Linked DNA regions of Homo sapiens: region 2 is linked to region 1. A link is a contact called in ENCODE Hi-C or POLR2A ChIA-PET data. All regions are on one chromosome and are shown on one strand. Each heading gives the region's core, a stretch centred on a gene start or an enhancer-like site at or near the end of the contact. The rest is flanking DNA. Distances are from core to core; before and after follow the strand shown. Region 1 overlaps CACNA1C (calcium voltage-gated channel subunit alpha1 C). Region 2 overlaps LINC00940 (long intergenic non-protein coding RNA 940).

Region 1 (3,493 bases), core at 459-2,958:
GTGATTTTAACATATAGCTCTGGCTGAAAACGATTTCTGATCATTGATTTTTTTTTTTTTTTGCATCATCCAATAACTATTCATTGGTCAGACTGTGTGCTAGGCACTGAGTTAGAGTTGAAGACCCTCAAGAATTCCACTGACAACTGAATCATCAAAGGGAACCGAGCCCTGCCCAAGGACATACAGTTGTTTTCCTCTTCCTTGTCCTTTGGAGAAGCACAGCTGAAGCTTCCTGCCCACACCCCAGCCCCTCCTCCTTGAGCATGAATGTGCAGTAAGTATGAGAGCCTGTCATTTACCCTCCCTGGCCTCCCTCTCCAGCCAGCTTCTCTCTGAGGAGTGAGGATTTCTTGCTAAGTACATGATGATGGCCTGTTTACTTTGCTCTGGAGTTTGAGGCTCTTGCGCAGATTCTGCCTTCCTGGACAGTTCAGGAACCAATCAACCAGCTGGCCTTGGCAACCTAGAAAGCATGGTCAGTTGCCCTGAAATAGGTTGATTGCACCCCAGAAGTGCTTTTCCGCCTCTCCCCATCAAAGGTGTTTGCAACCCCATTTTCCCTCTGAGTCAGCTTGTCCATTAATGGGTTTGTGTTCCTTGATGGGGTCTGTTTTTCCAGGGTCTTGAGGAGTGGCCCTTTCCACCCAGTTTGGCTGCGGGGCTGAGAAGGTGCCCTTGCATTTTGTATTGTGTGTCCGTGGTGGGTCTGTGCCTCCCTTCTGTCTGTTTTCCCTCAGGACCACCCACCGCCCCATGCTTGTATCTACAACAGCTATGAGGAAGAACATACAGATTAATCACCCTGCTGCGGGATGCCAGCTACCCAGTGGCTCTGGCAGCCCCAGTCAATGGATCCTGCAGTGTAGCCTTCATCAGTAGAGCTGCCACTGCCAGCACCCAAAAGGTAGCACTAATATGCATGTGTGACCTGAAAATTACAATGTAAATGGTGGGGCAACACATGTATAGGAAGGTAAATTTTAATTAAAAGTCTGTTCTCCAACTCAGCCTGCCTTTAAAGATACAGAAATGCCAAGCTGTCAGGCTGCCGGTCGGGTTAAGAGGGTTCTCTCGTGCACTGTGGACCAAGCTGGGAGAACTAGGGCTTCATTGAAATCGGATGCCTTTGACTAATTATGCACCAAATGCATCCCATATGGGGAAGATATGCCCTCAGGTGGTTAGCAGAGCCAGCAGGAGCCAAGCTTCCTGAAAAATGCTGGGTCTTCTCTCCTGCAGTGTCAGGGGGTGCAGACAGTACAGAGGGAGGGTATGAGAGTCGAGGCACATGCCAAAAAGGAGCAGGTGGGAAAAAAGAGCCCATGGCCCAGCAGCAAATTGTGTGTCTTTGAGTGGATGTGGCTTTTGAGGCACTATGCCCAATAGTCATCCTGAATTTCCTTCACTGCCTGGGGAGGGGGTGGATGGAGGAGGGAAACTAGCCACCTCCAGAGGCAACCCTGCTGGACAAAACTCACTTTTAGAACCATCAGAAGCCCATTTTCCTGTGGAAATCTACGGGGAAGAGATAGAGAAGAGCTGCAGAGTCTATTAAATGTGTGCTTGCTGCCTGGTCTCCGGTATAGTCAGGAAATCAGATTTGTACAGTGGAAATTCATTCATGCCACAAATATTTATTGAGTGCCTACACTGTGCTGGTGGTACTAGGGACTGGGGATACAGCGGTGGGTGAGATAAAGGCACGACGCCCTCACCGAGACTTGTGTGCCACTGGAGAACATGGATTAAACCAGGCGTTACGTGATCAGTGTATCAGTGCCATATGGGCAATGATCCAAGCTGCCGATGGGTACACACCGGGGACACCTAGTTCTTAAGTGACTTTTTAGGATCCCAAGTGGTCAGAACAGCTTCCCTATTTTGCCATTTACATGTTCACATTCACTTAGCTCAAGTTACCCTTCTGATAAGAGGAAATTCGCGTCAAGTCACATAGAATCACTGAATATTTGCACTTGGAGGATCACCTGGCCTAATTCTTCTGCTTTACACATGCAGATGCTGAAGGAGAGAAGTTAAAGAACCTGTCCAAAATCGCACAGCTAGTTAGTAATAAAGCTTGGGTGGAATTCTGCTTTTCTGACTCCCAGATTAGTATTTCTTTGACTTTACCTCCCCTTTGGAAAAATGAAGCGATTCAGGGGAAGTTCCTGGGCATTTATGGCCAAACTGCCCTCGCTCTGAAGATTCAATGTTTTAATTGGCCCGGCAGAGCTGGAGTCCACAGGTGGTAAGCATGGACAGGTGGAGAGCCAGCATCAGAGAGAGCCTCCTGGCCAGCGCCTGCCTTGCTTCACAGATGTCAAGGCAATTGGGGATTGGGGGCAGGGTATGATAAAGGGCATCAGGAAAGTGGCAGTGCTGGGGCACTGTCCTCTGGGCCTCCCTGGGCTCAGCTGGGCAGGGGCGTGTTTTCAGAGACAATGGTGTTGACTCCCTCTGGGCAGCCCTGCAGGGTGGCAGTCCCACAACAGAAATCTTGGAGCAGATATGTTGGAGGATATGTATAAGAATGAGGGATTAGTGCTGGTTGGGGGCAGAAAAAATGCCCTCTTGGGGAGAAAGAAATGATCTGTGACAAAGGACTTCCTTTCCTAACCAGGCAGACTCTGGAAGATGACCACGAGGCTGGGTGGGAAGGTGGCAGTGGAAACGTGATTAATTGTACTGTCCATGGACAGTGAGCCGAGGAGCTTGTACCTGGCTTTATTAGAGACATACACTCGGGGCTGCTCTACCCAGAATCCCTCCTGCTGCCTCCAGGGCTGCTCCACTCTGTGTCTTAGAGATGAGAAAAGGAGTCAAGGACTCCTACCAGCGTGGAATGGTAACCTCTGGAGGGGAGGTAGGTCTCCCAGGGATCTGAGACGTGTTCCAGGAATGGAATTCCCAGTATCCTTGGCAGTCATTTCAGGATCTTGGGGACCTAGGGATGCTGTCTGGACTGCTCTAAAATAGCCCTTCTGTGGCTTCCTCAAATGTATTGTCTGAATCAGCAGCTTCAAAGTGATATCAGGGGGTTTACAGCATGGATGTTGGAGCTATGTAGACTGGATTCAAATCCCCAGTTCTACCAATTCCAGCTCTGTGTGCAGGGCACTAGAACTTGCTGAGTCCTAGCTCCTTTGTAATATGAGGTGATGGTGAATATGTCGTAGGGTTGTTGCCTGGATTGAAAGTAGGTAAAGCACCTACTAGCGTGTCTGGCACCTGGGAGGTACTTAAATGGTAACCCTTATTACAACAAAACAATAAAAGGTCCTTCCTTTTAAGCCAGAAAAGTTATTTGGAAATGGAACAGTCTTTTAATGACGGGGACTTAAAATCCCAAACCACCAGCCAAAACAATCAAAATGGAACCCAGACGGATATTTGCTCAAGGGCCCCTGGCTTCTCAAGGGCCTACTCCGCCGCAGAATTTGCCTGCACCACCTACTGGTGGTTTCTTAGAACTACACACTCTCTTTCT
Region 2 (3,493 bases), core at 466-2,965, 360 kb before region 1:
CCCACCTCAGGGAGCTCAGAGCCATCAGAAGACTGCCCTGCAGGGGTGGGGTGGCTACCACTTACTGCTTCCGGCTGCAAGGAGCAGGAAACCCCTACTTGAGGAACGAAATAATAATAACAGTGTGACAGCTCACATGAAGCCAGAGGCAGGTGGCTCCAGGGCCGGCGAGTGCAGCAGGTCCGGGATGTCACCCAGGACGCAGGTTCCTTCTGTGTTTCCTCCTGCTGCCCTCAGCATTTCAGGTTGTCCTCCAGCCAGCTCCCCTCAGGGCCACAGGATGGCTGCCACTGCTCCCATGCTGATTCCCAGGGCTCGTCCCAGACCTGGATCCAAAGCCCTGAGGTGCAGGGCCCCAGTCTCCCTGGGTGCCCCCAAGGTCCTGGCCGCTGTTTGGGAGCCAGTCCCCCGGCCTTCCTGCGTGGATACGGGAATGCTCAGCCTTGAGCCGGGGGCACATCAGAGGAGCAGTGAGGGCAGCACGTCCTGGAGTGAGCAGAGGCTGCAGACAGGGCTTCCACGCAGACCGTTTGCCTGTTACCAAATTTGAGGACAAAGGTTTCTTTCTTTTGAAGTCATGGGTTCTTGGATGGAGCCTTGTCTGACCCCAGCAGTGCAGCACAGGGGAGTGAATGAGCAGGAAGACGACCAGCATCTCCTCAGGGCAGGGCCATGACTGGGGCCTGTGCGTCCATCCCCGCGGAGCTGGTGGCAGAGTGGCGGATGCCGTGGTGGAGCACTGCATGGAGCACTGACGGATGACACGTGCACATGGCGATGAGGACGACACCTAAACGTGGCAGTCAGTGGAGGGAAAGCCAGAACGGGATTCATGACACAGAACCACAGAAATTAAAAATAGATAAGCTGGGCGTGGCAGCGGGCACCTGTGGTCCCAGCTACTCAGGAGGCTGAGGCAGGTGGATCACTTGAGCCCAGGAGGTCAAGGCTGCAGTGAGCTATGATAGAGCCACTGCATTGTAGCCTGGGTGACAGTGAGATCCTGTCCTAAAAAAAAAATAGGTCCACAGAGTTTCATACAAATGAATACGACACAGTGATTAAAAATGGGCATAATGAGGAGTGAAAGAATCCAGATAAAAGACAGTGAAGACACTGCTTTGTGTCACTCCATTTATGTGAAATTCCAGAAAGAAACCTATGATGACAGGAATCAGCATAGTGACATCCCGGAAGGTTGGTTTGACTAAGCAGGGTATATACAAGACCTTCTGGAGTGTCGGAAATGTTCTAGATTGCCGTCTGGATGTGGGTTAACACACGTACGCAGACACACACAGACGGCTGTTTATAAACTTCGCTGAGTTGTGCACTGAGGACTCTGCATACTTTTCTGTGTGCATCTTACACCTCTGTAGAATTAATATAAAGCCACGCACACAAAACAATATACATTTTGTAAAAACACAAACAAAAAATAACACATTGAACAGAATACGATGGCTGAGGGGTTGTAGGGAATGGGAGTGGGGTACGGATGTAAAAGGGAGGAAATGAACTTTTAAAGCGTCCTTGTCCAAACCAATGATGAAGGTTTATATACACTAAGGAGCAAGATTACCTTGATTGCTTGTGTGCCCGAGGGTGGGGTCGGGAGAGAAAAGAAAAAGCAACAGCAGCAGAATAGCAGAGGCAAGAAGTTTAGGGCTTCAGAGGCTTGGACCACGTGGGGAGTGGCGGGGCCTCTGCGGGCAGCCTGGCACCACGGCTTCCTAGGCCCATTGCCAAGGGCAGGCCGCCCTGGTCTGCTCAACGTCAAGAACAAACTCCAAGATCGTGACAGAAGAACGCAGGACAGAGTTCCTGGCGGTGGTTACCCAGGGCTGGAGCTTCCCAGCCCTGGCGGGGAGCTGGCAGTGAAGCCAGACTCAACGTGCATCGTGCGTCTCTCTCCACAGCAGGGGAGATGGTGTGAGCTGGAGCGTGCACAACATTCAGGAGTGAAAGTTTTAGTGAGCAGAAGTGGAGAGAAGGGGTGTGGGCTGAGGGTCATGTGAGGTGAAGTGAAGAGGTTCTGCCTGCCTCTCCCTGGCTGCAGAGGGAGCATCCGCTGGGTGCTGTGGGGCCAAACCACAGGGGATGAGACTCAGCGATGCTTGGGATGGAACTGGCAGAGGTTTGTTCCGCAGGATAACAGGAGACTGCTGGAAACGGGCTGGGGCGTGTGTGTGCAAATGTGTGTACATGGGTGTCTATGATGTGGCTATGTGGAGGTGTATTGTGTTAATGTATGTGTGCATGTATGTGTGTGCATGTGTGTGAGTGAACGTATATGGGCTTGTGTGAATGTGCATGTCTATTGCATGTGTTTGTGTGTGCGTATGTGTACGTGTGAATGTATGTGCATATGTTTGTGTGTGATGTGTATGTATATGAGGTGTATCTGCGTGTGTATTGCATGTTTACACATGTGCACGTGTGTGTGTATGTTTGTGTGATGTGTATGTATATGAGGTGTATGTGTGTATTGCATGTTTACACATGTTCATGTGTGTGTATGTGTGTGCATGTTTGTGTGATGTGTATGTATATGTGAAGTATGTGTGCGTGTCTTGCATGCGTGCATGTGTACGCGTGTATATGTATGTGTGCAGGTGCGTGTACTTGTGTTCTGGAGAGACTGAGAAATTAAAGAATAAACAGGAGAGGCTCCCGGCAGGGGTGACTGGTCCTTTAATGAATCCCCCAAACTCTCTTTTCCTTTGCCTCCCAGGCTTGCTGCGCGGCCTCCTTAATTAATGCCTGTAGAATGCGTTCAGATGCTGGAAGGAGAAGCAGCAGCTTTATAAATAAACACTTCTAAAGGTTGACTAATCCCTGAGTCCCCGAGGGAGAGGAGAGAGCTGTGCTGTGTGGGAGGAAGGGGCACCTTGAGCGAAGGAGGCAGCTGCGGCGGTTCACTGAGGTTTCGGTCCCGGCCCCCATTAGCAAGTTACTTCTCCAGGGGCAGGCCCTGGCTCCTTTCTGGGCCTGTCTTCAGCAGCCAAAGGAAAGGCTTGGATTATGGCCTCACAAGATCCTTTCTCATGCTCCCATTTTATAAAGTGCCTGTTGTGGCCAAGGTCACAGAGTTGCCCCAGCTGAGCACAAGAGGGCACCTGAGAGAGGCAGGCAGGGGCCACGTGGCTGCCCCTCACATGCAGGCAGCCTGGCCGGCTGCAGCCACCCGTGGAGTGACCTGTTCGTGGAGGTCCAGCTCAGAGCTCTCTAAGCAGGCTCAGCAAAGGCAAGCAACACAGAGGAGGAGGCTCCTGTCCACGGCAGAGCCAAACCAGGGCTGCAGGGCCATTCCATGCTCCGCAGAGCACCCCGACCTGGAGATGGAGCAGCCTCTCCAGGTGATGTGGAGGCAGAGAATGTGGTGGCCACCCTACACTCAGGACCAGGGGCCACCTCTGACAGTGATTTCCCCTGAACATAACATCTTAACCAGAAGGAAGGACCTGAAAGGAGATAGGGGGCTGGATGGTGA

What was found. A loop is a pair of places that touch in the nucleus more often than their neighbours do. ChIA-PET counts read pairs that join two places held with the same protein, here RNA polymerase II (POLR2A). Pooled maps may share reads with other maps.
Region 2: a loop to region 1 is called in a pooled map, with 2.4 times the contacts of the local background. The contact joins two enhancer-like sites. A Hi-C loop is called at or near these places in 2 of 168 maps with a recorded cell type or tissue (IMR-90 and mammary epithelial cell) and 10 of 50 pooled maps. POLR2A ChIA-PET finds 5 or more read pairs at or near these places in 1 of 52 experiments (AG04449).

The regions. Positions count from the first base shown.
Region 1 is chr12:2,287,928-2,291,420 of GRCh38, forward strand. The region is part of intron 3 of CACNA1C (calcium voltage-gated channel subunit alpha1 C); the gene reads left to right. It overlaps CACNA1C-IT3 (CACNA1C intronic transcript 3), which reads left to right. Exons shown (of 3, transcript NR_046769.1): 2 at 92-277; 3 at 741-818. Among named protein-coding and RNA genes, the nearest start is that of CACNA1C-IT3, 20 kb to the left of the region's middle. Within about 2 kb of position 1,709, at least 7 of the 41 ENCODE cell types and tissues checked have a DNase peak (open chromatin) inside an H3K27ac peak, as active enhancers do.
Region 2 is chr12:1,930,641-1,934,133 of GRCh38, forward strand. LINC00940 (long intergenic non-protein coding RNA 940) reads right to left here. Exons shown (of 2, transcript NR_036546.1): 2 at 1-790. Among named protein-coding and RNA genes, the nearest start is that of LINC00940, 4.2 kb to the right of the region's middle. RefSeq lists an enhancer at 2,516-3,114. Within about 2 kb of position 1,716, at least 4 of the 41 ENCODE cell types and tissues checked have a DNase peak (open chromatin) inside an H3K27ac peak, as active enhancers do.